2 separate regions of the Homo sapiens genome follow, and region 1 is linked to region 2. Evidence: read pairs that join two places in POLR2A ChIA-PET (ENCODE). Cell type or tissue: MCF 10A. All regions are shown on one strand. Links, peaks and the distances in the headings refer to the core of each region. The heading gives the core; the rest is flanking DNA. Region 1 overlaps ABCB11 (ATP binding cassette subfamily B member 11). Region 2 overlaps DHRS9 (dehydrogenase/reductase 9).

Region 1 (14,654 bases), core at 763-8,762, 100 kb after region 2:
GGAATTTTAATGACAGGCTTTTTTTTTTTTTTTTTTTTTTTTAGTTAGGGAAAATCTATCAGCAGATTAGATTTTTGCTGATGTCATAATTTTTGTTTTACATTTCTTGAAAATTATTGCCTGAAAACTATGCATGAATGCTTCTAGGCAGGTCTTTCCGGGAGGAAATTCACTCAGAAATGGCATTAAAAATAGTTATTTAAGAACAATAATGCCTTATTTTTGGTGCTGTGAGCCTTCTTTCACACATGGGGAAAGTGAAGCTCTGTAGGGTAAAGTCCAGAAGACATGGGCCTGCTTAAGTGTCAGAGCTGGATTCAAACCCAAATCTCAGGCTACCCTGCTGAAGGTTCTGTTTACCTCCACTTTTAGCAGCAGATGACAGAGCTCACATCTTAGTTCCCAAGAAGAGGCATTTTCTGAATTACTTTCCCCCTTTTCTCAACTGTTGTATTGAAAGTACTTTCTTCTGAAAAAAGAAATTAACAAATATTTCAAACATTGCAATGCTAAACATTCCTTTGTCCATTTCCAGATATGCTTTTGGGTCATTGCCGCAGCTCGTCAGATACAGAAAATGAGAAAATTTTACTTTAGGAGAATAATGAGAATGGAAATAGGGTGGTTTGACTGCAATTCAGTGGGGGAGCTGAATACAAGATTCTCTGAGTAAGTAGCTGGTAAAACAGTATTTTAGTGTGTGATTTTTGGATAATAAAACCCTTGTTTCTAAATTAAATAAAAATTTAAAAATATTTTCAGTTTTCCTATGTTTCATCTCTTAAATTGGGCTTTCATATGTGGCATGGCTTTTTCATAAGTAATACACTGTCAAATATGGACATTAAAAATTGAAACCCAAGGTACTGCAATTTGGTGTGTAGACCTTAATTAAAATATTAGAAAGGAAATATTATAGAAGACAGTTAAAAAGGTTATTTAGCTGTCCAGGTGTAACTGGATTTAAATCCAGTTTACACCTAGTTTAGGTCATTAACAGCCACCCAGGAATTCTAAATGAGAGGAATTAGAATTGGTCGAACCCTATTGAACTGAATTTTGAGGTCCCCTGAAAGACAGTCACTCTACAGTGTAGATAAAGCACACTGAAATTCAGGACCCCTGACTTCCGGCACTTACTCTGCTCCTTACTGTGACCTTGAGCAGTTATCTAACCCTGCTGGAACACAATGGCCTAATACCTGGGTGATGTCTTAGGTTCTTTCTTGCTGTTTAGTTCCAAGCTCTCTTCACTCCAACTGGACAAGAGATTAAGGAAATGTTCTCAGGAATATGAATTTAATATAATTATATTCAATAAATATTCTGGAGCAATTGCCTTGCACTTGTGCTCTTGAGGAACTTACAGCCTCGTAGGGGAAATAAGAAATGCAAGCAAATAATCAGAACTAACACATATTGTTTATTATATGATAGGCGCTGTCCTATAGGCTTTACATATATTCGCTACTTTAATCCTCATTATTACCCATTGGGGTAGGTTCTATTATTGTTCTTATTTTACAGACAAGAAAATTGAGCCACAAAAAGGTTAAGTAACTTGCCCAACAAGAGTCTGTATTCAAATTCCTAGTCTGGCTCCAGAATCTGCACTCTTCACCACTACTCTATACTGCCTATATGCAGAATGCAATAATTCCACACACATACAAATGCACAAGGATTAATTACAGTGTTACGGAAACACAGGGAGAAAGGTGTTACTTCTTCTTGGGGGATTATACAAGATTGATGCACGAGAAGGTATGTGACTAGAACCTTGAGGCTGAAAGGATTCAGCAGGCATGAAGAAAGAAAAGCTTTGCAAGACAGAGCAAGGATATTAGCTATGTAAAAGAAAAAGACAAATAAGATGGTTTCCAAAAGCCTTTATCAACACTGAGTACCAGCTGGGAAACCTAGATTAAGAACAAAATTGATTGGCTATCAGGAAAGAGGCTTGATAACATCCCAAGGTGCAGCAAATTTTCCAAGATCTGAGAGGCTGTTAATGCTATCCAAGGGTGATAGGGATAGAGAGATGGGAATGTTTAAAAGGGAAAGACTGAGACTTTCAGCAAGATATTTGAATGATCAAATTCAGTTTTAGTGACCAAAATCTTTCTGGTTTCTAGTGATATTAATAAAATCAATGATGCCATAGCTGACCAAATGGCCCTTTTCATTCAGCGCATGACCTCGACCATCTGTGGTTTCCTGTTGGGATTTTTCAGGGGTTGGAAACTGACCTTGGTTATTATTTCTGTCAGCCCTCTCATTGGGATTGGAGCAGCCACCATTGGTCTGGTAAGAATGTCTTTTTGCATCTCTCCATGGGAAGACATTTGCCTTCATAAACAGCCAAAAATGTGAAGCTTGAGTCCCTTTTCCTGAGTACAGTTAGCAACATAATTATCACTATCTTCATGTAGTTTGTTAGATTACTCCCCAGTGTCAAATGACATTTCATCGAATAGGGATTAATGATGTTTTAATAGGTAAATATTGTTTTATTAACAGCAATTACATTTATTGAGCATTCACTGTTTCTCTAGGCACTACTAGGAGCTTAATAGTCATTATCTCTAATCTTTACAACAATCTTATAAAGTGAGCACTAACATCATTTTAAATATAAGAAACTAGGCTCAGAAAGGTAAGGGGATTTGTCTGGGACTGCACAGCTGGCAGAGTAGGATTCAAGTCTAAGGGGCTCTGACTCCAAACCCCACTCACTCTCCAATATGCCTATTGTTCTCCATGTCCTCCCAAGCTTGGGCACTTCCCTGAAAAGGCACAACAGACAAAGAGCATTAACAAGCACACAAGAAGGATTTCTGCAATCACAACTGTGTTCTCCATTTCATCTTATCTTTCAGATAACCTCTTTCAGAGAGAGGTGATCTGACCCATTCCAAGAGTTATCCCAGTCACTGTCTCGGTTCCCCAGGAATTGAGGCCTGGACAACATATAGGAATAGGAATTTCGGGTCACATCAGCTAAAAACACTCCCAAGGACTGAGAAATTATTATTAGAGCAGCCACATTAGATAGCACGTTATGGAATCAGGCATACTAAAACTGTGCTATAAATGAGAATAGAATTTAACTGAAAAACTGCATACACCCTCACACATCGTTGAGCAATAGGTACCAACTTCCTATTGCTCAATAGCAAAATATTCTCACAGTGTCTACATTATTCAAACATTTCCCAGATAAAATAGAAAATGGTTTAAAGTGACAATAGCAAAGAGCTCGCTCCATTTCATTAGGTCACCACTTGGCTGTACCGCTAACAGGTTGTGTGACTCAGGAAAAATCCATTTAACCCCTGAAAACCTCAGTTTCCTTGTCTTTAAAATAGGGATAATACCTCCCAAAAACATTATGATGATTCAGGGAATAATCCACGTTATGCATTTAAGCCGTGTCGGGCACAGAATCAATTGCTAAAGAGAGATGTATATGTTTTTCAATCCACTATATCATTCAAGTTTTACGGCAGTCTTTCCTACTAACCACTTTCCAACTATACTCCAGAGAACCCTCAACTTCCACAGAAGAGCTTCAGGGGTTTTGCAAACATTTTTTCATTTTTTTTCTGAATACACTAATCTCTTTCTTCAAACCTGTGATAAAGTAATATACACACTCACGTGGATCATAGGCCACATTTCAACATGTTGGAGGTTAACATATAGCCCAGTTCACTTGGTTTTAAACAGCTCTAACGCTTAGTTTCTCTAGTCATCTCAGTACCCATTTCTAGCTTCTCATAAACTCGTCACTGATTTGGAATGTTGTAGGTCTGCACATGTCTTGTCTTGCTTTCAAGTCTGTGTATGCTTGTCCTTATACAACAAACTTCTACAAGCAACTATACAACAAACTATACAAGCAACTTCACTAGGCTCAAATGTAAATTTTAATGTTAATAAAAACAGCTTCCAGTCTTGGTAACACAGTGAGATCCCATCTCTACAAAAAAAAAAAAAAAAATTTTTTTTAAATAGCCAGGCATGGTGGCATGTGCCTATAGTCTCGGATACCCAGGAGGCTGAGGCCAGTGAAATGCTTGAGTACAGGAGTTTGAGACTGCAGTGAGCTAGGATCATGCCACTGCATTCCAGCCTGGGCAACAGAACAAGAACCCGTCTCTTTAAAAAAAAAAAAAAAAAGCCTCACTTTCCTTACTGTTACATGTTTAATTCACATGTTTTATAAAATGTACACTGATGAAATTAATATATTGTTTTTAAAAACTACTATGAATACTTACTTAATTTACATCTTAGAATTCCATCTAAGATTTTGATAAGAGTTTTGCTGCTAAAAGTTTGGAAAAACTACTGGAAGATAAACTCCCTTAATCTGGGTATTATATATATTTTTATATTTCTGAGCTAGTTGATCTTCCGCAATATGTGTTTTTTCCTCTTCTTATTTATTAATCTGTGCCAGGGTTTTCTTTGGGGGTTCATTTTGACTAGGACTCAATCCAAGTCAGTTTTAGAAAAAGTAATGTGTCTACTGTTAAGTACAGATGTCTTTTCATTTCCTTTTGTAAAAATCAAAACTACATAGTTGAGCGTCTCCAACTGAGTGAAAATGGACTTTCTTTTCTGGAATCATCTGAAATCGTCTTTCAACATCATGCCTATACTTTATATGTTATATGTCATATATTATACCCAATCATGATATCTGCATGTGTCTCTGGCGTTTGTCTATAAATTATGCAATGGCCATTGGCTAATAGCAATGAACTATGACATGGTCTAACTTAACACTTTATTAGTATAATGACTGAAACACTTTAGTCTTACAGAATGTCCTATTTGGAATTTATTCTTTGAGGAGGTTCTTACTTTTAGTAGGGTCATTTTGATATATCAACAACCAGACAACCCTGGATGAAGCTTACCATAGACCAAATTTGGACCAGATTTCTTCCTCCTGTCAATGATGTTACAGTGAGAATCTAATATTGTATTAAACCCATGCCACATGTTAAATGAATCTGAATGACAGACTGACTTACCTAATTTCTTGGACTTCACATTTTCTTTTCTTCTTTTTGATTTTTAGAGTGTGTCCAAGTTTACGGACTATGAGCTGAAGGCCTATGCCAAAGCAGGGGTGGTGGCTGATGAAGTCATTTCATCAATGAGAACAGTGGCTGCTTTTGGTGGTGAGAAAAGAGAGGTTGAAAGGTTGGTTAATTGGAATCTGATTCTTTCCTTAATTTCATCAATCAGCATAGTACCCTGAGTCTCTCAGTTTGTGCAAAGCGGCAGACCCACCTTGGTCTGTGGCCTCCAGAGGAAGTACTTGTTCAAGAGGGAGCTAAGCAGAGTAATTTAGGTTGGTAATTTAGGTACTATAAGAAGTCCCAAGCCTTTAGCAGTATGTTTTTAAAGATGTTGCAGTTGGCAATTTTTAGAAAGCCAGCTCAGGGTAGATATTTATTTCAAACTCTGATGGTATGTATGTATAAATATTATACCTCATATCAGTCTATAATGCTGTTTGCTGTCATTAAAGAAAAGCCTACATGAGACATTACAACTGATACCACAGAAATACAGAAGATCATAAGAGATTACTAAAAACAAACGCCAACAAATTGGATGACCTAGAAGAAATGGATAAATTCCTATAAAAATACAACCTGCCAAGGTTGAATCACGGAGAAATAAAGAGAAATAAATCTGAACATACCAATAATGAGTAAGGAGATTGAATCAGTAATAAAAAGTCTCCCATGAAAGAAAAGCCCAGGACCTGATAGCTTCATTGCTGAATTTTACCAGACATTTAAAGAAAAACTAGTACCAGTCCTCCTCAAATTCTTCCACAAAATTAAAGCGGAGGGAATACTTCACACTCATTTTACAAGGCCAATATTACCTTGATACCAAAGCCAGAAAAGGATACTACAAGAAAATCAAAGGCCAATATCCATGATAAACATGGACGTGAAAATGCTCAACAAAAATACTAGTAAACCAAATTGAATAGCACATTAAAAGAATCATTCACCATGATCAAGTGAGATTTATCCCTAGGATGTAAGGATGGTTCAACATAGGCATGTCAATAAATGTAATATACCACATTAACAGAATGAAAGACAAAAACCATATGGTTATCTCAATAGATGCTGAAAAAGCATTTAACAAAATTCAATATCCTTTCCTGACAGAAACTCTCAACAAATTAGGTATAAAAAGAATGTACCTCAATACAATAAAGGTAACATATGACAAGCCCACAGCTAAATCATACTCAAGGGTGAGAATTTGAAAGCTTTTCCCCCTAAGATCAGGAACAAGACAAAAATGCCCATTCTTGCCACTTCTTAGCAACCACAAAAGACCTTGAATAGCAAAAATCCTGAACAAGAAGAACAAAGCTGGAGGCATCACGTTACCTGATCTCAAAATCTACTACAAAGTAATAGATCATTATTAGATTATTTGATTACTATAGTAATAAAAACAGCATGGTACTGGCATAGAAACAGACACATAGACCAGTGAAAAAGAATGGAGAGCCCAGAAAGAAGTCCATGCATTTATAGTCCATTGATTTTCAATAAAGAGACCAACAACACACCATGAGGAAAGGGCAGTCTCTTCAATAAACGATGTTGGGGAAACTGGATATCCACATGCAGAAGAATGAAATTTGATCCTTACCTCACACTATACACAAATATCAACTCAAAATGGATTAAAGTTTTAAATGTAGGATATAAAACTGAAAAACTACTAGAAGAAAGCATAGGGAAGAAGCTCTATGACATTGGTCTAGGCAATGATTTTTTTGACACAACCCCAAAAGGACAGGTAACAAAAGCAAAAATAGACAGATGGGATTACATCAAACTAAAAAGCTTCAAAAAGGAAGCAATCAACAGAGTGAAGAGGCAATTTATAGAATGAGAGAAAATATTTGTAACCCATACATCTGATAAGGGGTTAATATCCAATACATATAAGAAACACAAACAACTCAATGACAAGAAAACAACCTGATTAAAAAGTGGTCAAAAGACCTGAATAGACATTTCTCAGAAGAAAACATACAAATAGAAACGTACAAAAAGAAACATACAACAGGCATGTGAAAAGATGTCACACATCACTAATCATCAAGGAAACACAAGTCAAAACCACAATGAGATATCATCTTATACCTGTAAGAATGGCCATTATAAAAAGAAGAAAGATATCAAGTGTTGGCAAGCATATGGGGAAAATGAAACACTGTTACACGGATCGCTTTTGGTGGGAAAGTAAATCAGTACAGCCAAAGAGTATGGAGATTCATCAAAAAATGGAAAACAGAACTACCATATGATCCAGCATCCCCACTACTGGGTATATATCCAAAGGAAATGAAATCACTATGTCAAGAGAAAACTGTACTCTTACATTCACTGCAACATTATTCACAATAGCCAAGGTATGGAATCAACCTAAGCACCCATTAACAGACAAGTGAATGAAGAAAATGTGTGTGTAAATTTACATGCCATATTCAATAGAATACTATTCAGCCTTTAAAAAGAAGAAAATACTGTTATTTGCAGCAACACGATGAACCTGGAGGACATTATGTTAAGTGAAATAAGCCAGGCACAGAAAAATACCCCATGATCTCACTGACAGAGTTGAACTCACAGAAGCAGAGAGCAGAACAGTGGTTACCAGGGACTTTGAGGTGGGAGGGGGCAGGCGAGAACTGGGGAGACGTTGGTCAAAGGATTCAAAATTTCAGTTAAACAGGGGTAGTTTGAGATATTTTAAAAATAATGACATTAATTATCTAATTGTAGTTGTTTTAATTTAGTTCATGGTGATCTAAAAGAAACCCTTCCTTATTCACATTTAAGAGGCAGTTTATAAAGTCAAGAAATGTGTTGTTAACATGGTGACTATGGTTAATAACATCACATTGCATACTTGAAAATTGCTAAGAATAGATTTTTAAGTGTTCTCATCACACACACACACACAATATAAGTATGTGAGGTAATGCATGTTAATTATCTTGATTTAGCCATTCCACAATTTATACATACTTCAAACCATCATGTTGTATACCATAAATATATGTAAGTTTTGTCAATTAAAAAATAATAAAGAAATGCCAGCATGATTCAAAATGCTATTTCACACATTTTTATTGAACACCTTTTTAATTAAACACACTTTATTCAGGTACTGTGCTACATGTTCTTTATAAAGTCTGATAAGATTTCTATTTGGTCAAACAGGCTGGGCACAGTGGCTCACACCTGTAATCCCAGCACTTTGGAAGGCCAAGGCAGGTGGATTGCTTGAGGCCAGGAGTTTGAGACCAGCCTGGGCAACATGGCAAAACCTCATCTCTACAAAAAAATACAGAAATTAACCAGACATGGTGGTGTACACCTGTAGTCCCAGCTACTTGGGAGGCTGAGGTGGGAGGATCACCTGATTCTGGGGAGTTTGAGGTTACAGCGAGCTGTGATCATGCTACTGCACTCCAGCCTGAATGATGGAGTGAGACCCTGTCTCAAAAAACAAATTAGTGTTGAAAAGTTATAGAGCATTATTCTAGAGATTAACTCCCAGTGAAAAGAAAAACCCAAATGGCCAAAATAATACAGTTGTCCAAAATGTAATTTTGTTTATTCTTTAATTTATCTGGTATTTATTGAGTACTTACTACGTGCCATGCTTTGATTTTTATAAAATAGCTACCAACTGAATAGCAACTCTTACTTTATGTGTTGTAGATTTGGTAAGATGGTGTTATTCTCAGTTGCTACCAAATCCATCAAGTAAAAAAGAGAATAGGATTTACAACCTCTTATTATCGTCTTTTCCCCACTTCTTTTGGTTTGTGGAGTGAGGTTCCTTATTTCTTGTAAAAAATTTCAGTAGCATATTTCTTCCACCATGAAAGACATTATCTTTTATTGTCAATAAAAGAGACAGTGTAGTGTTTTAAAAATGGTAACAAACATAGGATAGACCTTCAGTTTGTGTCCTGCAAAAGGTTAAAAGTTCTCCATGAATTCAATTCCTGAGATGTAGGAAGGCAGTTTCAGAATGCCTGAGCTATATATGAGACAAAGCCCATTGTTAATGGCTAGATCATGGAATTACTGAAACCTATTCCTTGCATTGGACTTCCACATAGTTTCAGTTATCCATGTCTCATGGCTGTGAACCTGACCAGTGTGTCACAACACAGCGTCTCAGCCACAGGGCAGATGGGTGAGTTATAGATGAGTTGGTGCAAACACTAGTTCCAAGCCTGGGGAGCTGGAAACAAAAAGTCTGGTCTGCTTATTTGGAGCCAGTTGCATTATTTTCTGATAAGGACATGTCATGTGACTCAAGGAAACACTTCAAACATAATACTAGATCTCTCTTGTTCATATATTTATGTTGAAAATTCTTTTCTCTTGGGGCCAAGCTTACCTCACTATGCAATCCAAGCAGCAATCAGGCAGCTCTGTTAAGTATCGCCCTTTCAACATGTTTCATTGTCAGGTTAAAACAAACTTTAAAAAACTACATAAAGGTTATTGGAGATTTTTCTCCCTGAAGCTGCTCTGTGTTTGCGATGATTTTATGATCATTTTGTAAAACCACTGCATCACGGCCTGTTTTAAACATTATAACTTGAGCTGTTTCTGCCGAAATTGACTCAAGCATTTTGTCTTCACAGGTATGAGAAAAATCTTGTGTTCGCCCAGCGTTGGGGAATTAGAAAAGGAATAGTGATGGGATTCTTTACTGGATTCGTGTGGTGTCTCATCTTTTTGTGTTATGCACTGGCCTTCTGGTACGGCTCCACACTTGTCCTGGATGAAGGAGAATATACACCAGGAACCCTTGTCCAGGTACCTTGGACTTATTGACCGAGACATAGCATTTCCTTCTGGTATCTCAGAAAAGTCCATGGATTAGATATTTTGTTTATTACTTTGGTGCCTTCAGGAAAAAAGCATCAATGATTTTATGGAGTCTGTCTGTGGAAACAAGTAATACCTTAAATTTTTTTTTATTTCCATAATTTTTTTGGGAAACAGGTGGTATTTAGTTACATGAGTAAGTCCTTTAGTGGTGATTTGTGAGATTTTGGTGCACCCATCACCCAAGCAGTATACACTGAATCCAAGCTCTGGTCTTTTATCCTTCACTGCCTTCGTACCCTTTTCCGCTGAGTCCCCAAAGTCCATTGTATCATTCTTATGCCTTTGCATCCTCATAGCTTAGCTCCCACTTATGAGTGAGAACATGCAATATTTGGTTTTCCATTCCTGAGTTACTTTACTTAGAATAACAGTCTCCAATCCCATCCAGGTTGCTGTGAATGCCATTAATTCATTCCTTTTATTGCTGAGTAGTATTCTGCCATATATATATGTAATTATATGTATCTGTGTATATATATACATATATGTTATATATATATCACAGTTTCTTTATCCACTTGTTGATTGATGGGCATTTGGGCTAGTTCCACAGTTTTGCAATTGTAAATTGTGCTGCTATAAACATGCGTGTGCAAGTATCTCTTTTGTATAACGACTTCTTTTCCTCTGGGTAGATACCCAGTAGTGGGATTGCTGGATCAAATGGTAGTTCTATGTTCAGTTCTTTAAGGAATTTCCATACTGTTTTCCATAGTTGTTGTACTAGTTTACATTCCCACCAACAGTGTAGAAGTGTTCCTTTTCACTACATCCATGCCAACATCTATTATGTTTTGATTTTTTTATTATAGCCATTCTTGCAAGATTAAGGTGGTATCACATTGTGGTTTTGATTTGTATTTCCCTGATCATTAGTGATGTTGAGCATTTTTTTCATATGTTTGTTGGCCATTTGTGTATCTTCTTCTGAGAATTGTCTATTCATGTCCTTAGCTCACTTTCTGAGTTTATTGTAGATTCCGGATATTAGTCCTTTGTCAGATGTGTAGATTGTGAAGATTTTCTCCCATCCTGTGGGTTGTCTGTTTACTCGCTGACTGTTCCTTATGCTGTGAAAAACCTCTTTAGTTTAATTAAGTCTCACCTATTTATCTTTGTTTTTATTGCATTTGCTTTTGGGTTCTTGGTCATGAAATCTTTGCCTAGGCCAAAGTCTAGAAGGGCTTTTCCAATGTTATCTTCTAGAAATTTTATAGAGAAACAAATAATACTTATATATTTTATAGTAAAGGGATGCTAAACATTTGAATTGATAAGACCAGCAATTTAATAATTTCAAATTAACTGAACACTTTATAGCTATGAAATGATGATTTTCTGACTGAGTCCAAAAAGAAAATATGCCATGAAAATGGAAACTCAGTGATCTCTCAGCTAAAAATTAACAGCTCGTATAACTGAGCTTTATGATAGTCCAAGATATATACTAATAAATGTACTTGTGAAACATAATGAGTTACTAAAATGCCAGGTCAATAACAGCCTTAACTGAACAGGTGCTACAAATGTACTTTATTGCTCACTTGTGCTAAAGTAGCTAATGCCTTTAATTTTCATTGTCTTTACAGTTATTCATTCAATAAGTAATTATTCAGCATCTACTATGTGCCAGACACTTAGAAAATGCAGGGGATTCAACAGTGAGCAACGGAAATGTGGTTTTGTTTTTGTTTTTGTTTTTTTGCCTTGATGGGATTTACACTTTAATGGAGAAGACAAGCAATAAATAAGTAACCATGTAAATGAATACAGACAAATAGAGACATGCTATAGAGGACAGAGAACCTTGACAGTGAATAGCAGGATAACCAGGTGTGGCGGGGGTCCAGGAAGGCTTCTTATCCTGCTCCCTCTCCCAAGGCCTTTCCTCCTTAGCTTATGGCTCTCTCTTGTTGCAACTGGACTCTGATCATTGTTTGAATTCTCAGCTAAATGCCACTTTCCCAGTCAGGCCTTTTACACTCACCCATTTTTCATTCTCTTTTGTGATCTGCTGTACTTTTTTTTCAAAGCACTTTTGTGATATGGAATATTTGCATTTATTTACACTTGTGCCCACCCGTTTCTACCCTCAGACAGTAAAATCTACGAGGTCAGGGAAACAAAAAATGAAATATCTGTTTCATTTGCCCTGCAAGTAAATAGGGAGTCGTTTTATATCAAATTCTTAAGTAAAATTTTTTAGCTCCAGATTCCGGATAGAGCAAACAATGAAAAATATCAAAACCTTGTATACCAGAAATTTGCTAGCTGAGAGCTTAAAATTCAAAATCTACTGCTTTAAGATAAATACATTGCCAGGGAAAATTGAGTAGGATTTTGATTTGCAAATGGAAGTGATTATCAGAGGTCAAACCATAATCATTCCAAACCACGGACTTTATTTCATTAAGAACATGATAATACACAAAGAACAACTTTTTCAATTCAGTTTATCTTGGCAGCATGAACAGCTGACATCTTTTGAACTTTGTTAAAGAAAATAAATATGATAATACAGGTTAATGTGTTTTGTAAACTTTAAAGAGATAGTATGGATGGGAAGTGTTACCAATTTTATAATTTAACCACTTCTTAACAACTTAGATACAGTTTTTACAGATTGGAAAAGCCACTGAAGTATTGCAGGTCCAGATTTTAACTATAGTCCCTTGTCTTTATTGATCCAATTCCTCCTAAGAACTTTGACATTTACCAAAATAGGGATATCAGTAGTTGGCTTTAGTCCTAGCTGCTTATACATACTTGCTATGCAAGAAGACAAGCATTGAGAAAACTTATTTTTCCTTTTGTTCCATGCCTACAAGGAGAGGATAGAGGTATACAATAATAATGGTTCAGAGGGAAAAGTGAATTGGTAAATTGAAAATCAAATAATACACAATACCAACTGGAAGCACTTGAATAAAAATCCCTTTGGTAACTCTCTGTAGTAGGAATCCAATTTTATGTCTCTCATCTTTAAATTTCCTGCCCATTGTACAGTGAGCTACTCTACTTTTGTAAATAATTTATTCTTTCAACCAATATTTCTTGAGTCCTTGCTATGTGCAGACATGGCATACTATGGGTCTCTAACATTTTAATCAACTGATTATTAACCTGTTACTCCCAACGTCTTTCTGTAAGCCTCTGCTTATATCTTAAGAGAAAATTTCCTTTGGGAAGATGAAATGCATCCTTTAACACTATATTCCTTGCTCTCTCTCTCTCTTCTCTCTCTCTCTCTCGCTCGCTCTCTCTCTCAGGTCTTGGCCACACTTCTGAGCAGCAAACTATGAAGGCTGAGTGTGCATGGGCTGAGTTGAGTGTTTTAATCCACAAAACTAATTAACGGTTTGGTTAATCCAGTACGTTTTGTGATACACAAAATCGTTACTGGCTGCATGGTAATTGGGCATAAATGGTAAGTAGTTCACATAAGTGACTGTAATTAGTATCACTTGTGCACAGAGAAAAAATGCACTCTGTGGTCTGGTAGGGAAAGATGAAGGGGACCTGAATGGTGCAGAAGGTTGTTCTTTCATGACCTTCCTGAGTTTCAGAATTCATTAATAAAAATAAACACATAATGGAGCGTGACATTCATTCAGTATATACAAAGTGTCAAGCACTGAGTGACGTATTATGTAATAAAATTACTGCATGTAATGCTCTCAATCTCATTCCGTAATTGGTGTCATTATACTACCACTTAAAAATGAAATTGAAGCCATGAAGTCAAGAAATATTGAGAGGGATTTGAACTCAGGTCTCCCTGACTTTGAGGCCTACCTATTAACCACTGTTTTCCTGCCTCTGACTCTGTCTTCCCAGGGGCCATGGACCCCTTTTTCTCCAGCACACCCATAGCTTAATTGTTCCACAGCAGTCTCCCTTCCCATCTCTCTGTCTACACTACTTCTGCTGTTCACAGGGCTAAAGAATATGATGTTGAGTGACAAATGATGGCTTATTGGGATGTTGCTAGCTACTGTGATGATTTGGGAATGTGCTTTTGTCCTGTCTCACTCACTCCTCCCCATCCAGAGAGCCATTCAAAGAGTTGGACCCCAAACTTCAATTTAGGCCTCCAGTCAGCCAGGAGTCAGCAAACTATGGTCGACAGGCCAAATCCAGCTCACTGCCTGTTTTTATAAATAACATTTTACTGGGACAGAGCCACAGTCACTTATTTACATATGTCTATGGCTGCTTTTATACTACATGGCAGAACTGAGTAATTACTTCAGAGCCCATATGGCCTGAAAAGCCTAAAATATTTATTTGGCCCTTTTTCAGAAAATGTTTGCTGGCCCCGGATCTAGGGCAAATGGAAGGTTCCTTTGCTGAGGTAGGAAGACCTCTGACGTGTGTGGTCTTAAACTAAATTGGACCATAAGAAGTGTTCTATCTGCTTCCTTTACCGCCTCCTAAGTGTGGGACCTCAATACTTTCTTCACTGTCAGCATCATCATCACCAACATCATTACTACCATTGAAGAGACTAGCACTGGATTAATCATCTTTACACACATTATCTCATTTGATCCTGTAATAATCCTATGAAATATATGCTATCATTATCCCTGTGTTGCAGATGAAGAAATGGGGGCTTGAAAGATTACATAATCTGCCTATGGGAGGAACCACCTGCCATAATTGAGGACA
Region 2 (17,002 bases), core at 4,059-12,058:
CTGCACCCCCACACAATTAAACTAGCTATGGATGCCCAGGTTGCAGGTTGCCCCAAGAATCCTTCCAGCCTCCTTTTCGCTGTGCTAATCCTCGGGGCTGCTTCTGGGCAAGATCTGAAATTTAGCTTTAGTTGATCTTGATGTGTATTCCCTCTCCTTTCAGCAGCTGCCTCCTTTCTCCTCATCAGAAGCTAAGGCGCTTCTTTCAAGTCTTGAAGAAATGAAATTCCAGGCCTCATGAAAACTGAAGCAAGAGATATTTGGCTTGTTACATCCCACGGTTTTAGTGATTAGAAAGGTTAGGTCTCTTTATGCTGGTATGTACCATATTTGAAGAAAGACCCTGTCCAGCCATAGAATCCTCAAATGTCATCCAAGTCAGCAAATGCAACCCCATATTGCTTGACTCCCTTCTCCGGCATCCCCATTCCAAGGGTGGTCCTTCCTGTGCTTGCCTGCCAATGGCAGCTGCCCTTTGATCCAACTCCTAGTGGTACAAAAATCCCCTCTATGGTGCTGAACTTGAACTCTGTGTAACTTCCACCCATGACTCTGGCTCTGCCACTCTGTGCCCTCTGATATGAGTTTAATTCCTGTTCTCAGGGAGGCCCCTTTAAGTGGGCCGTACTGTCTTCCCTCAGTCTCTTCCAAGCAAACAAGCCCAGCGCCTTCTGCTAACCTGGACTTCAGATAATCTGCTCTCCTGCCGCCCACTCCAAAGTGTCTGTTGCTCTATAAGTGTAGAGTTCCCAACAGTGAAGGCAAGTTTTACCAGAGCCCTGAGCAGCTGGGAGGAGACATAACCATTACCAACCTTACTCTATATGTTGTAAATTTAAAATTTAGGATGAGATCAGAGCATGATTTCCTTTTTTTCCTTTTGGAGGTAAGCGGGGAGTAGTTAAGTCACACTGTCATATTACATCATTGATTCATTTGGAACTGATTTTTGCATAAAATACCTCAATTATTTTCACAGTGTGGCTTTGAATCCCATGTTTGCTTTTTTGGAAGCAAAACAGAGCCTTGCACCTTTCCCTGTACCATTTCATCCTGTTAGTCCATGGTTAGAACTCATAGCAGCATTTTAGACCCAGATTCTGTCTTCTCATGTATTTCCCTGGTGAGTTAACAAAACCTGCCTTTGTTTTCATCTAAGTCAGTGATAAAAATGCTCCTTGCAGGGACAGGACTCAGATCAGATTCCATTCCACCTTGGAGGTGAAAGAATGGCCAATTGGGAGGGGGTCCAAAGAACATTTGGGCGCTTGGAGGGTTTTCTGACCAGAACACTTTTGTTTATTTCATTCAGAATGAGCATTGACATTTGTAAAGCATGAAGGTAACTGCATGTATTTCTGTTCACGAAAAAAAGTCTAATTTCTTAAAAGGGTGTTTGCAGCAGGGGTTGGAGCGAGTGGAAGGAACGTGGAAAGAGCCTGCACACACTGTCCATCATTTCTCTCAAGGTCTGAAGGCATGGGGAAAGTGCTTGGGGATGACTGGCCAGGAGGCTTGACTTCTGCTTTCAGCACCCAGAGCTTTAGAGTTTCTCATTTACAGTGGCTCCAGAGTTCAGAAAGAACTTTAATGAAGAATTTTGGCTTTTAAAATCCATTGTCTAATTATGCTTTTCTTGTATATTTATTTTTGGGAATGAGCATTTTATCAAGTGGGCATTTAGGAATCTTAGATTACTAGAGATGAAAGAATCTTGAATTTTAGAATCCTCATTTGTAAAATGGGACAATAAATGCACCTGTTGTGCAAAAGTTGTAAAGACTTCATGAGAAAGTGCATAGATAGTGTTCTGGGTAGATTCTGGCTCATTTTAAAGGCTCAGTGAATGTGAACCATTATCATCATGATGGCAGCAGAAACAATAGCCATTTCTCCCCTCATCCACACTGAGAAATTTTGGGTGAAAAATTATAAAGAATGTTCTAGTAACTAAAGCTAATCAACAGGGTAAATTGGAAGATGGTGACCGTCCATTCTTTAGTGGTATTGGAGCAGAAACTTGTCATCTTGGGAATGTTCTTAGTGGAAGTGTCTCTGTGAGACAGATTATGAGCTATATGACCTCTTCCAGCCAAATGAGAAAGTCCAGCCACTTACTGTTTTTTTTTTTTTTTTTTTTTGAGATTGCAGTGTGGTAGTGCCAGGAGGCCCTGACCTCATTCCAGCTAAGGTCCCCTCATTTCTCTCATTAGTGTTCCCAGGACTGGCCCTAGCCACAAGGACCAGCATAGTTTGTCCCACTATTTGTTGAAAAAAATACAGTCATCTGGAAACATAGTATGTGTGGGACCCCAGACTTCTGTTCTTTTTCTTTTGTCTCATCTTAAAAGCTGGAAGATGTGTAGTGTTGATCTTGGGTCAGAACAGTTGATCTAAGGCCTTTATTGAAATTAGCAAAAAGTGATTGCAAATAAATTCCTGAAACAACTAACAACAACAAATGGACAAAATCCATAACAACAAAAGAAGAAAGAAGATTGAAAAAGAGAAAAAAAGAAAGAAAATCCAGAAATCTAGTTAGAAAACTTTAAGGATCTAGGGAATGATGTTTAAGTGCCTTTATTATGTCATCATGAGTGAGAAAATTTTGAAAATAGAATACAGGAAAACTAAAAGGGGTATATCTTTGTATATTGCTCAAAATTATGCATCACTCTTATGCATAATTGGTTATTGGCCAGGTAAGACTAATGCTAGATTAATTTAATAACAGTCTTGTTTTTTGTTGAACCAGAATCAAAGTTTAGGGAAATACTGTCTAAGACTCAAATTCTTTTTTTAGGCACCCGTCACCACGCCTGGCTAATTTTTGTACTTTTAATAAAGACAGAGTTTTGCCATGTTGGCCAGGCTGGTCTCAAACTCCTGACCTCAGGTGATCCACCCACCTTGGCTTCCCAAAGTGCTGGGATTACAGGCATGAGCCACCGCGCCTGGCCTCAAATCCTTTTTAATAATACAGCATGGTGGTTCTGAGCATCGGCTCCAACATCAAGCTGCCTGGGCTTGAACCCTGGCCCACACTCACTAGCAGTGTAACCTTAGGAAGTTGCTTGTCTCTCTGTGATTTCACTTCTCCATCTCTAAAAAACACACGTAAGTGAGATATGATTAGGGTTACGTGAAATCATTCATGTAATAGACAGTAAAGTGTATTTAAAATCTGACCTATACTTAAGTATTAAGCAATCATTATGACTATTTCTCCTATTATGCCCATGGCAAGTCAGGTTGTTTGGATTACCTGGTTCATAATTCAGGCATCAACATTAATTGGGTGGCATTATACTCAAGTTACGGTTGCCATACCTAGGAGAAAACAGACCCAGAACACAGTAAGTAAATATTTTATCTACATACGGGGATAGATGGTTTTTGCCCAGAACTTAAACTATGTATTCATAGCAGAATACTTTCTGTTTCCAGTTTCTCAAAAGGAAGTAAAATGGAGCAGTTCAGGAGAGTTGCTAGTTGTAGAATGAGAGAATGCTCTGTTGCTCTCGCCTGAACTATTTTAGGCTGGATTGCTATTTCTAGGGACTAATCAGGCAAGAACTGTGATCTGGTTCCTGCTTGAGCAGGTGTTATATGCAAAAAAGAAAATAGAAGAAAAAAAAAGAAAGATGCTTGGAAATACTACTAAACCAGAATCTGTACTAAAGCTCTGGCTGTATTAGTACCTCATCTACTAGGATGGAAATTATATTTTCTTTTTGAAAAATGAATTGCAGAGTTGAGGAAGAATGTTAGCATTAGGAATATCAAATTATCTTATTTTTCACCTTGCAAAGACTCACAAAACTCTTGGTCAGCTTTGTCCTTATAAACTATGGCTTAGATTGAGTTGTCATAAATATAAAAAATGTTTTTCATTTTGAGAATGTTTAGCTTTTCCTCCACATTGATGGGACTGTGATGTCTTGTGTTCTTGAAAACTACTGGGATTAATAGTGTGCAGAAGAGCCAAAATTGATCATTTTTTAAAGAAGTTTCCTGGAAATTTTTCTCATTAACTATTGGTCAGGGTGAAATATTGGTCATTAAGTATTGGTCTACCCTAAGATAACAGAAGTTATAGAGTTTCTGGAGAGATTCTAACTAGAAGAGATTCTCTTCAGGCTGGATGGCTTAGACATGTCCTGCCTGTAAGCAGAGAAATAGACTCAATGATCCCTGGTGCTCTTTTAGTTCTGTGCCTACTGGGCCCAGGATGGCTTGGCATGGAGGCAGCCTCCTTTGCAATAGGTGGTGGGAAATCACTACAGTAACACTGCTCAGTATCTGGCTGAGAGCAGAGCCAGAGCTGGGGAGCCTTCAGGAAGACCTGAAATGCTCAAGGAAGTTATAAGACTTTGACTGAACTGGCACACTGACAGCACAACTATTGGGATCAGCAAGCTTGATCTTTTTGAAAAAACGTATTATTTTTCATGTTTTAGGGACAGAGTTTTGCTCTGTTGCCCAGGCTGGACTATAGTGGTGCAATCATAGCTCACTGCAGCCTCAGTCTCCTGGGCTCAAGATACCCTCTTGCCTCAGACTGTAGCTAGGACTACAGGCACATGCCAGCATGCTCAGCTAATTTTTATATTTTTAATTTGTTTTTGTAGAGATGGGGCCTCCCTGTGTTGTCCAGGCTGCTCTGGAACTGATTCTCCCGCGTTGGCCCCCCCAAAATATTGGGATTACAGGCCTGAGCCACTGCACCCGACCAGCTTGATCTTGAGTAATAAATTGACCCTTAGTTAGAAAGGCTAATATAGACTAATTTTTGTGTTCATTCAACAAACATGTATTGAACATTGATCTGTGTGCCAGCGATGTCCTAGGTAAGGAGATACAAAGATAAGCAAAGCATCATTATTCATGATTTTATGGAGCTTATGATATGATACAGGAGACCTATATTAACTAACCATATGCATATACAATTACAGACTGTGATGAGATTCCTGAAGAAAATTACAGGGCACAGTGAGAGTGTACAAGATGGGAACCTAACTGGATAAAGAGGTGGTGGTCAGAATTTGAAATTGTGCAGGCTTCCCTGAGAACGTGGTTGAGATCTGTAGGACAAAGAAACTAGAAAACCAGGTAAGATGGAACTTTCCAGAGAGAGGCATGGGAAAGCTGCAGAGGTGGCCAAGTGAAGAGAACAGTGCTATAAAATGAGGCTAATGAGGAGTATGGTGGCAGCAGGGTTCACATAATCATTTTAGTCTTCAGCCAAAGTGCAACAGGAACACTTTGAAAAGATTTTAAGAAAGCAACGACAGAAGGAGTAGAATGATTAGATGTTAATTATGAACAATTCTGACTACAATGAAGAGAAATCAATGATGGTGCACAAGGTGGATATGCTGTGGTAGAAACAAGAGATGAGGGTAGCTTGAACAGGTGATTGCACTGGAGATGAAGAAAGGTAGACAGACTCCAGATCCCTATGGAGATTAAATTGACAGTAGTTGGTGCTGGACTGGGAAAACATCTGTGGGGCAGGGAAGATAAAAACTCCAGATTTGAATATATTGTGGATGCCCAGATGAAGGACACACTTGGATTTTTGGATCAGGTCAGAGGGAGGGTTTGGGAGGTTCTCTTGGTCTCTCTAAACTAAGTGAGGAAGAATCCTTCAAGCTAGATGTGGTGGAGGACAACATCTCCGTTCATCTTGGCCGTGCATTCCTGGAGAAGGTCCTCTAAGGCTTCCTGAGTATTGGCCTTAGATTTGGATTATTTCCAAAAGGCTCTAGGAAGGAAGGCCTCACATCCATCATGTTCCTTATTATAGGCCAATACTTAGAAGAATGTCCATCGTAGTCAAAATATGTCTCTTCAAATATTTACAGATAAAAATTTGATAGGTATTTTCCCCAAAAGAACAGAGAATTAGAAGTGATTATGGTAAGACAGAGAGAAGTCTAGGAACCCATGCCCAAGATGCCTGATATAGTGACTGTCTGATATCCTCGTCCCCCCTTTCTCCCTACCACACATCTTGTGCCTCTGTAGAGACTTATGCCTCTATGCCCCCAACACCCCACCTTCTCATGTATTTTAAAAACCTTTAAAAATTGCTTAGGTGAATATATTTGGTATTATTTTGGAGTAATATCACACCTGGTGACATTTGTTTTAAGGAGAGAATTTTTTAGTTGGATGAAACAGGGAGTTACCAAATTGTAGCTACTGGAAGGAAAGAACAAAGAACTCAGGTCTAGGCAAAACAAAAGAAAGAACACAATCAGGTAGGCCCAAGAATATGACTGAAATGGTTAGAAGCTTGGCAAAGAAAGTTCCTTCAGAGTCTAAACATCTTGGTAGCCCTGGGAGGTCTGGAAAGTCAGGGAGCAGCTTGTCAAGAATTCTAAAGCAGTGAAATGAAGCCAAGATGTGAATTCAAGGTGAGGAGGGGCCCCAGCAGACAACATTGGTGAACTTTACCTCCAAGAACAGACTATGGGGTGGTTAACTGCAACAAGAAGAAACCAGAGATCTACAAGTGAGCTGTCTCTGGGGCTAGGTCCAAGATGGGGATGACCTCACAGGCAGGCAGGTTAGTTAACTTTGCCCGAGAATTCTTCCATCTCATTCTTGCTGTGATTTTTTTTTCATTTTGATGCAAAAATGATGAGTATATCCTTCTTCAAAATTATGAAATGTATATCTAAGTGGATTGACACCATTTGTAATTTGATTTTTCACTCACCAATATGTTGTAAACTTGAAAGGAGAAAATTACCTCATAAGCAGATATTTCTGGAAAGGTGATTAAAAATGAATAGAATTACTAATACCTTCAAACGGACATGGTTTCAAGCAGCAGATATTAAATATTTTTTCTTTTCTTTTCTTTTCTTTTTTTGAGACAAGGTCTTGCTCCGTCTTCCAGGCTGGAGTGCAGTGGCATGATCACAGCTCAATGCAGCCTCAACCTCCTGGCTCAAGTGATCCTCTGCCTCAGTCTCCCAAGTAGCTGGGACTACAGATGTACACTACCATGCCAAGCTAACTCTTTAGTTTTTGTAGAGACAAGATTTCACTATATTGCCCAAGCTGGTTTTGAACTCCTGGGCTCAAGCGATCCTTCTGCCTTGACCTGCTGGGATTACAGGCAGACTTTCTTTGCAATATGTTAAGCATGTGTGTATATGCCTCTGTGTGTGTGTGCACGTGCACACTTGCACATGTGCATTAGCTAATCTCTCTGGCTGTTTACACCATATTATTAAGCAAAACATGTTGCATTCTGCCACTGCAGGCTTCTTCTTGTAAATAGTCTACAAACCTTTGCGAGCAGTATTGGCTATTGGAATCGGGAAACGTCTGTTTAGGGAACTCTTTCTTTTGGATGGGGTGTGGGCCCAGGGTCTATTCAATTTAGAAACATGAATATAAGCAAGATGCAGATCTAATCCCACTGTAACTGTAGACTAAAGAGAGCCTTTTTATTTAGCTCTATATCTTCATGGGGCTTCAAAGACCCTTCAAATGCAAGATTTCCAGCCATCTCAGGTGTAAGTTGTGCCACATGGTCTGGGTCTTGTTACTTTTACAATCATCAGAATAAACCAACCAAATGTAACATTATTCTTCTTTTGGAATGATTAGTTACTATGTCATTACATCTTTCCACCAGAAAACTGTGTGCATCAATGTTCTTAGGGGCTTGAATAGGATGTTCACCTCCATAGCTCCCTCTAGGAAGGCTTGTCTGAGTGTTGGGGAGTCTCTCTTCATATATATATATTTAGGTATATATTCTTTTGTTGCAGTCCTCTTATTCCTTTTCCTATCTTTTTCTTTCCTTCTGTTTGCAGTTCTATCTAGTGTTTTACTGCTGCCTTTAGCTTATACCCGTGTCACACAATGCTTGATCACCCTCCCTTTTCCTGTCCTTTTCAAAGCTTATCAGAACTGAGCTTTGGTCCTTCAGAGTCATCCTCAGCAAGGTAACAGAACATGTCTATCCACTCATGAAAATGTTTGACTTATCTTTTAATATTTAGATAAGAGATGATACTTAACATTCACAAGTTACTGTAAATGCTGGGGACCATAAGCATGGGGCAGGCCACGGTAAAGATCATTTTGAATGGGCAAGTCTTTCAATTTCCCTTACATCACACCAAGCAGGCAAAGCCTAAATACAGGGCAGGACTTGCCTATGTGATGTACCATTCCAGCCCTCCTTTTCAAAGAAAACTTGAGCAGGGACCCTGGGATACCACCAGCGATGGTGGGACTCCCTTTTGCAATCCAAATAAGCACGATCTAAATGAGTCCAGGTTGGAGCAGATAAGGAATGGGGTTGAAAAGGAGATGTGTTCTTGAAATCGGCCAATTTCATAGCCTGGAGGAGACATTTGTGGTTAGCTGAGTCACACTGCCTTGGGATTAGCCAGCTCTGCTTTCTGTTTCAACAATAAAAAGTCTTGCAAAGCTGCTGGCATGTGAGACAGAGGTATCCAGAAAATTTTGGCATCTTTTCCAGCGGCATAATGAGTCTTAGGGAAGAGACTTGTTAGAGCGTGGTCCATGCACTCTACCACCGGAGAGAGGTCCATGTTCACATAGGATTTATTGCCTTTCAGTTTGTCTAGACCTAAAAAGAGACAAAAGTACATTTACTCTTTGGTAGAAGGGGAAAGCAGAGTGGAAGTCTAGGGTGCAAAGGGGAGGATGGATACAAGGGGATTTATTCTGAATTGTCCATTATAATTGAGGCTCATTTTGAGGATTTACTATCTATTCCTCAGAAAATGATATTGCAATGCTTTCTTTAGACCAGCAGCTCTCAAGATTGGGTTGGCAGCAGATTCTTCTAGAGAGCTCATTAAAACCCAGGTTTCTCGGTTCCACCTCCAGAGTTTCTGACTGAGGTATGAGGTGGGGCCCAAGAATGAGCATTTCTAACAAATTTCCAGATGATGCTGATGCTGCTGGTCCAGGGATCAAACTTTGATCCCTCAGTGCTTTAGAGCAATGAGGAAACGATACTTCATAAAGCCCATGAGGCCCCTAAGCCTAGAAAGTTGTATGTTTGATTTCTAATTTGTTTTAGGGGATTATGTGTCTAGAGAAAATGTGGGTTGCACATGTGCTTGTGCATGTATGTGCATGCATGTGTGGATGTAATTGTGCACTTGTATACTTGTATAGGCTTCTATAATCTGTAAATAAAGAGAGAATCATCCCCAAATGTACTGACTCAGGAAGCTAAAAGGATCCCAGTTCTCATGCAAATGAGATGTTTGAATAATGAGCGAAGATACCTTTAGAGAGGCAGGGATTTTACAAGGGATTAGTGGTGGATTACAACCCCAGTCTTTTCAATACATGGTATTGGGAAAACAGTATATCCACATGAAGAAGAATGAAACTGAATCTTACACCATATAAAAAAATCAACTTAAAATGGATTGAAGACTTAAACATAGACCTGAAATTATAAAACTGCCAAAAGAGGCCTGGCATGGTGGCTCACACCTGTAATTACAGCACTTTGGGAGGCTGAGGTGGGAAGATCACTTGATCCCAGGGAGTTCAAGACCATCCTGGGCACCATAGTGTGACCTCATCTCTATTAAAAAAAAAAAAAAACTACTAGAAGAAAACATAAAGGAAATACTTCTTGACATTGGTCTGGGCAATGATTTCTTTGGATATGACCCCAAAAACACAAAGCTAAACAACAGCAAAACTAGATAAGTGGGACTGTATCCAACTAAAAAGCTTCTGCACAGCAAAGGAAACAGTTGAAAGAGTGAAGAGAAAACATACAGAATGGGAAAAAATATTTGCAAACTTTATATCTTAGGCACAGTTAATATCCAAAATGTATAAGAAACTCAACAGCAAGAAAAGAAATAACCTGATTAAAAATGGGAAGAGAATCTGAACAGACTTTTCTCAAAAGAAGATACAAATGGCCAACAGGTATATGAAAAAAATGTTTGTCACCACTAATCATCAGGGAAATGCAAATTAAAACCAAAATGAGATATCACCTCACATTTGTTAGAATGGCTACTATCAAAAGACAAAAGATAACAAGTATTGACAAGGGCATGGAGAAAACCTCTTGTATACTGTTTGTGAGAATGTAAATTAGTACAGTCATTATGGAAAATGGCATAGAGATTTCCCCCCCAAATTCAAAGTAGAGCTATCATATGATTCTCACATACTTTTAAACCATACCTGAGCTGTGTCTTCTCAAGGGAAAGTCTATGATGTTAGATCTTTCTTTCAACTTCAAGTCCCACTGGCCACAAGTTGTTCAAAGAACCTAATAAGTCTTAGTGGCTATTTTAAACTCCTACTATCCCAGCTTGGGAAATTAAGAAAAGATGACCTTCAATTTGTGGTCTACTTTGGGACCGTGACTTTGGCTGATCTCCAAGTCCTGACTTGAAAACTCTAGTGAGAACAACCAGTGTAAAACTGAGCTCAATGCCTTTTGGTATTTCTGAGACAGAACACATGAACCAGGAACCAAGCCAAAAATAATTGGAGATGGAAGTCAGTGATATATTCAAAGGCATTTAAAAAGTATCGGTATCAATATCAAACAGAGAAAGCTCTTTTAAATGAGGGGTTTTGTTTCTGAAGTATTAAGTTCCATCTTAGATGGAACCTACATAGAACCTTCAGAGTCAGGAACTGAAAAGTAGAGTATTTGATGGCAGTGGCTCTAAACCTATAGTGGCATGTCAGCACTAAGATGTTTGTAAGACCAGACATTTCAGTTGATATATAGATAATGTGTGTACCTCTGTGTGTGTGCATGTGTGTGTGTGTGCGTGTGTGTGTGTTTAGGGTAATGGTGGTTGGAGGAGTCAGTCATTTTAAAAACCTCTCCAGGTGGGTCTGACTTGGCTTTCAGCTCTGCCTTGAAAACTCCTGACCATGAACCTTGCCACAGTTGACAGTCTTACCAAGTCCACTGATTAAGAGGCCTGAGCACAGTTTGGAGGGAAAGAACTACCCATAGTTAGGTGGAACCCTGCTCAACTCAAAGCAGGAGGTCAGTGAGTACTTGAGGAATATCAAGTAAACTTTAACCGACCCAAGAAGTTTGTGGCGGAGGGGAAAGCCTGATAACAGGAGTGTAACCAAAGTCCTTAATGCCTTGTTCACATTATAGTGCCATGGCCAAGCATAAATGGCACGGTCAGGCTGCCTGGGTCCAAATCTAGCTCTTCCACTTACTGGTGGTACAATTTTGGTAAGTTATTCTCTATGCCTCTATTTCTATAAAATGAAGACGATAATAAGAGTTTTTTGGGGGATTTTAAATGAGTGTCCCTGTAAAGCACTTAGAATGGTGACAAGTACATAGTAAATATTTACTATTTGTTAGTTGTCATTATGTCATCTTTATTATTATTCTCCCATCTCTGACTCAATCTCTTGACCAGGAAGGCTCCTGGTGTCTTCCATCTTCTCCTCCATGTGTTCCTGCTCCAGAAAGTTTCCACCCAAGTAATTATTTCCTGTCCTTTCCTCTTATTCAAACCTGACCTGCCCCATTAGGGCTTAACCAGCCATGCTCTTTTCCTGGTCTAAATTCCCTGGGGAATTAGAAACCACACCATCTAGCACCATTTCTGGGCTGTTAGATTACACCTAAGAAGTAAAGGATTAATTTTATTGTGTGCTACATTATTTCATTGTTTTACATTCTCGCTTGGTTACTTCTTGTTGTCAACTAGGTTGTAAACTAAAGGTCAGAGGCTGAACCTTTTCCATCTTTTGTAACCACCATAAATCCTTAATGCCAAGTGTACAGCTGGTGCTTGAGGAAAAGAGGAGGTATGGCAAAGGTGAAGACCGTGGCTCGACTTGCCTTCCTGGGCTCAGGTCCAGGCATGACTAGGAGGTGTTGTGTAATCTTGAGCAGGACATTTCACTTTCTCAAGCCTCTGCTCATTACTCTAATAGTTTTTGAGGAGTAAATAATATAATTCATAAGACACTTAGCAGATAACTTGGCAGTTTGTAATTGCTCAGTAAATGTTTATAAACAGAAGCAAGAGATGACACTGAAATTAATAGGAGATCCCTGATCCATGGTTAAGATCCTTATTGGGGTATTACTCAGAACCTTGTTATTTCATCTGTATTTGAATCTCCTTCATGCTGTTCAGGACAAAGAATTCTAGAGGACATTGGCACCGCCCGGAAACTCACTTTTTTCAATGTAACCTTCTCCATATTGTTGTTTGATGTCTGGAGACAGCTGCTCCCAAATGGCGAGTTTTTTTTCAATTACCTTTACTGGATCTGCCAAGTTTGTTTTGAACAATCCTGGTTCAATGCATGAGACGTGCACACCAAAAGCTTTCATGTCCCGTCTGTGAAAAGAACCCATTGAAGATGTTTAATCCGGGTTTGTTTAGAAAATATTTGCTATTTGAGTGACTATTTTCTCACGAATCTTTTCATGGAATCACAGATTTGGGTGCATTTGAAAGAAATATCTTATTCTCTCTCCCTTTCATTTTGCAAGTGAGGAAACTGAGGTTCAGAGTGGTGAAGTGAGGACTAGTTAACGGCAGGACAGGAAAGGGATCTGGGTGGACACCACCCCCAGTCCACTGTTGTTCTTCCTAGAGTGTTCTCCACGCTCTCATCATTGACTAAGTGGACATTCAGGTTATGAACAGGTTTCTTATCAGTACTTAAACCACCTTATGGTGAAATGAACTAATGATAGCCTGGATGGACAAGTTCACCTCCATTCTAGCAACATAAGGAGATTGCAGCACAAATGAGGATGTGCTGAAGGACACAATACGATAATCCCTGATGTGACTAACCTGCTCCCTATGCTGTTGAGCAAGTTTTATTTTATTTTATTTTATTTTATTTTATTTTATTTTATTTTATTTTATTTTATTTTATTTTATTTTATTTTATATCATGCTGCAGCAGAAAACTAAAAGCCTACTCATTCCCTAGGCATCAAGGTTTTACAGGAATCATGGTGCCCCTTTCTTTAAAGCAAACCAATATACAGATGTTCCTGTGGGGTCACATCCTGATAAACTCATTGTAAGTTGAAAATATCCTATGTCAAAAAATGCATCTAATATACCTAACCTGTCAAACATCATGGCTTAGCCTAGCCTACATTAAACGTCCTCAGGACACTTACATTGGCCCACAATGGGGCAAAATCATCTGGCCACACAGTGCCCTGCAGCATAGCAGTTCTTTGCCCTGTGATTGCAACGGCTGACGGGGAGCTGGGGTTTACTGCCACTGCACAGCATCGCGAGAGAGTATTGTACATATTGCTGCTGGTAAAAGATCAAAATTCCAAATTCTAAGAAAAGTTTGTAATGCATGCATCTCACTTTCACACCATTGTAAAGTTGAAAAGTCATGTTTAACATTGCAAGTCAGGGACCACCTGTACAGCAAACCAGTATATGAATAGTCGTTTCCTAAATTTGATTTATTTTCCTACCAGGAATATATAATATAAGGAAGTATTTATTCATTTTATAAAACTCTTCACCATAAGATTTTTAAAAGCTCTATTAGTGGACTTAAAATGTAATTTATTTTTTCTTAGGTTCTGCTTTCTAGCAACGTTATTATTGTAAAGTTTGAAATATATTTTACTAAAAATGCAAGTTAGCTTGACCTTGAAATATTCTGTAAGGTATATGACTTGTACTAAAATTAAAAAAGATTATTTCCCAACTTACTTTTGTTTTATTCACCTGTTGCCCAATTTCCTCTAGATTGTGGAAGTAGCAGTGCCAAGAGGCTATTTAGGAAGACTTTTCTCCCCACCCACTCATAAAAATAACGTACTAGGGACAAGTGGCCTTACGCCCTCCAACTAAGCTTACCAGGTAAGTAAAAACCATATTAAATCAGTATGCATGCTGGGAAAATACAGTTTTAAGGAGCCCCAACCCTCTCTCAAATGGACTGCTGCCCCTAAACCCTCCTATATATAGAAATTGTGACGCTGACACTGGATTGTGGCGCACCTACATAACACCATTTAAAATACTAGTTCCATGATTCATTTAAGAAAAATACTCTTTATTGATTACTATTAGGCATGGCATACCTGCATGGCAAAGCTCACAAACCCTTCAGTTGAAATCTTTTTTAAAAGTGAGTAAATCTCTAATTACATATACTACAATTTTATTATGATACTGCTGGTTGTAGAGTGGAAACAAAGGTCAACCAAAGAGACCAATGGAGGTTTTTTTATGACCTTGCTACTCAAAGTGTGATCCCTGAACCATGGGCAGCACCTGGAGCTTGTTAGAAATGCAGGGTCTCAGGCTCCTCTCCAGATCCACTTAATCAAAATCTGCATTTTGAAAAGATCCCCAGGTGATTCAAATGCACATTAGTTTTTTGGAAGAATTGTTCCAATATTTTTGTGCTTATTTCCTAGGAGAATCAAACTTGGCAACCTGATCAAATGGCAAAATGAAGTTGCTCTATCTTTATTAATTTCAGTGGAGTAATTTTAACCTTTTATTAGTAAACTAAACCTAGGTCCATGGTATAAATCATAAACTCTAACATATGCCTTCAACAAATAATAGTCAAATAAATAAATGGATGAATCAAAGGAAAAACTATAACTAACTTTGTCTTCTCACTTGCCTATTGTGGCACCACTCAGCTGAATATCTTCCGCTTGCTTCTCTAGTCCTTTCCTCCACCCTCTGTCTGCATCATATCCTGGGAATCTTACCTGCACTAAGTATACTCTGGCTTCTGTTGAGTTCAGTCTATTGAAAGTGCCAGTGGGGGATCAGGAAAGAGGTGAGGGGGTCAGAGTAGTTATCCTCCTGTGGTGTCAACACTGGTTATTTTTATCCCTTAACTGAAAACAACAGCCTCTGCGTCTCCAGGTTCTGGAAACTGCCCTGTCTCCTTGTCCCTTCAGTCCTCTGAAGAGAAATACACCTACTGTCATTAGCCCCTAGATTGTATCCTTTGAGATTTCAGTAGATACCTCACACATGTTTATAAGTCCTTTAAGCATACTCTCTGCCTTTTACCCAGTTTTAATGTGCCACCATTTCCTGCCAGAATCTTGACTGAAAGAACCACTTGTACTTTAGGGGATTTGAACTGATGGTGATAAGTTCTGGTTCCAGGTAAGATGGATTAAGCACACTTCCCCCAGTCTCTCCCACGGAATGAAGCTATAAAGCTTGGACAGCATGCTTGGAGAAGCTATTTAAGAACTAATGGTTTTCTACTGAAGGTTTAAATAGGGTGGTACTGTTGTGTCTGCAACTGACAGTAAACCAATGGAGAAGCCTATTCTGATCTAGCCTTTCTATATGATTCCCTAAATATCTGACAAACTGACCAGTTGAATATAAATTCGCTGCCACTCTGAGCATCATGTATTAAGGCAAAAAGTAAAAAGGAGTTAAACTTGGGTTCAAATCTCAGTTCTGCCACTTACCAGCTGGGTGACCTTGCGCAAATTAATTAAACTCTTTTAGTTTTAGTGGCATCATCTATACACTGGGAATAACTTAAAGTACTAAATAGGGTAGAGGTGGAGCAGGATGGCCAAATAGAAGCCTTCATTGATCATCCTCCCCACAGGAACACCAAATTAAACAACTATTCATGCAAAAAAACCTTCATAAAACCAAAAATCAGATGAGTGATCACAGTCCCTAACTTTATATCACTTTAACTTCATATCACTGAAAGAGGCCCTGAAGAGGGTAGGAAAGACAGTCTTGAATTGTTGATGCTACTCCTCCTCCATAGACCAGCAGCAACTCTGTGGCATGGAGGCAGAATCTGCGTACTTGGGGTGGGAGGGAGAGCACAGTGATTGTGGGACTTTGCATTGGAACTCAGTGCTGCCCTGTCACAGTGGAAAGCAACACCAGGCAGAACTCAGCCAGCACCCATAGAGGGAGCATTCAAACCAGCCCTAGCCGGAGGAGGAATTGCCCATTTCAGTAGCTGGAACCTGAGTGCCAGCAAGCCTCAACAGTGTGGGCTAACGTGCTGTGGGGTTCTAAATAAACTTCAAAGGCAGTCCAGGTCACAAGGATTGCAATTCCTGGGCAAGTCCTGGTGCTGTGCTCGGAGACAGTGGACTTGGGGGGCAAGCAACCTAGTAAGATGCCAGCTTGGGCAGCCAGGAGAGTGCTTGTGCTACCCCTCCCCCAGCCCCAGACCGCGCAGCCCACAGCTCTTGGAGAGACTCCTTCCCTTTGCTTGAGGAGAGGTAAGGGGAGAATAAAGAGGACTTTGTCTTGTGACTTGGATAACAGCTTAGCCACAGTAGGATAGGGCACCAGGTAGAGTCCTGAGGCCCCTATTCCAGGCCCTACCTCCTGGACAACATTTCTAGACTTGTCCTGAGCCAGAAGGAAACCCACTGCCTTGAAGGGAAGAAATTAGTCCTAGCAAAATTCATTACCTGCTGACTAAAGAGCCCTTGGGCCCTGAAAAATCAGGAGCAATACCCAAGGTACTCACCATGGGCCTTGGGTGAGACTCAGAGACATGCTGGCCTCAGGTGTGACCTAGGACATTCCCAGCTATGATGGCTATAGGGGGAGACTCCTTGTGCTTCAGAAAAGGAGACGGAAGAGTAAAGGAGATGTTGTCTTGCAGCTTAGGTGCCAGCTTGGTTTGACTACAGTGGGGTAGAGCACCAAGTGGGCACTTAGCGTCTCCAATTCCAGGCCTTGGCTCTTAGATGGCATTTCTCAACCTATCCTGGGCCAGAGGGGAGCCCAGTGCCCTGAAATGAGAGTCTCAACCCTAACAACATTGACCACAAGCTGATTGAAGAGCCCTTGGGCTTTGAGTAAACATTGGTCATAGCCAGGCAATACTTCCCGCAGGCCTGAGGTGGTAGTAGCTATGGTGAGAGACTCCTCTGCTTGTGAAAAGGGGAGGGAAAAGTGGGAAAGACTTTGTATTGTGGTTTGGATGCTGGCTCAACCAC

Evidence for each region. ChIA-PET counts read pairs that join two places held together with the same protein. Peaks named below come from ENCODE experiments on the same cell type or tissue, not always from the same donor. Only the 100,000 strongest peaks of a DNase experiment are listed, where the experiment ranks them.
Region 1: POLR2A ChIA-PET joins it to region 2 with 27 read pairs; 2 of 35 experiments call an interaction of 5 or more read pairs at or near these places.

What each region holds. Positions count from the first base shown.
Region 1 is chr2:168,981,364-168,996,017 of GRCh38, reverse strand. ABCB11 (ATP binding cassette subfamily B member 11) reads left to right here. Exons shown (of 28, transcript NM_003742.4): 7 at 536-669; 8 at 2,136-2,307; 9 at 5,093-5,217; 10 at 9,734-9,908. Among named protein-coding and RNA genes, the nearest start is that of ABCB11, 43 kb to the left of the region's middle. In MCF 10A, for the core only: no CTCF peak of the experiment used is centred there; DNase peaks (open chromatin) are centred at 3,177 and 3,797.
Region 2 is chr2:169,087,168-169,104,169 of GRCh38, reverse strand. It overlaps DHRS9 (dehydrogenase/reductase 9), which reads right to left. Exons shown (of 5, transcript NM_001376924.1): 4 at 12,217-12,380; 5 at 8,003-8,626. The coding sequence ends at 8,403. Among named protein-coding and RNA genes, the nearest start is that of DHRS9, 26 kb to the right of the region's middle. In MCF 10A, for the core only: no CTCF peak of the experiment used is centred there; DNase peaks (open chromatin) are centred at 8,459 and 11,859.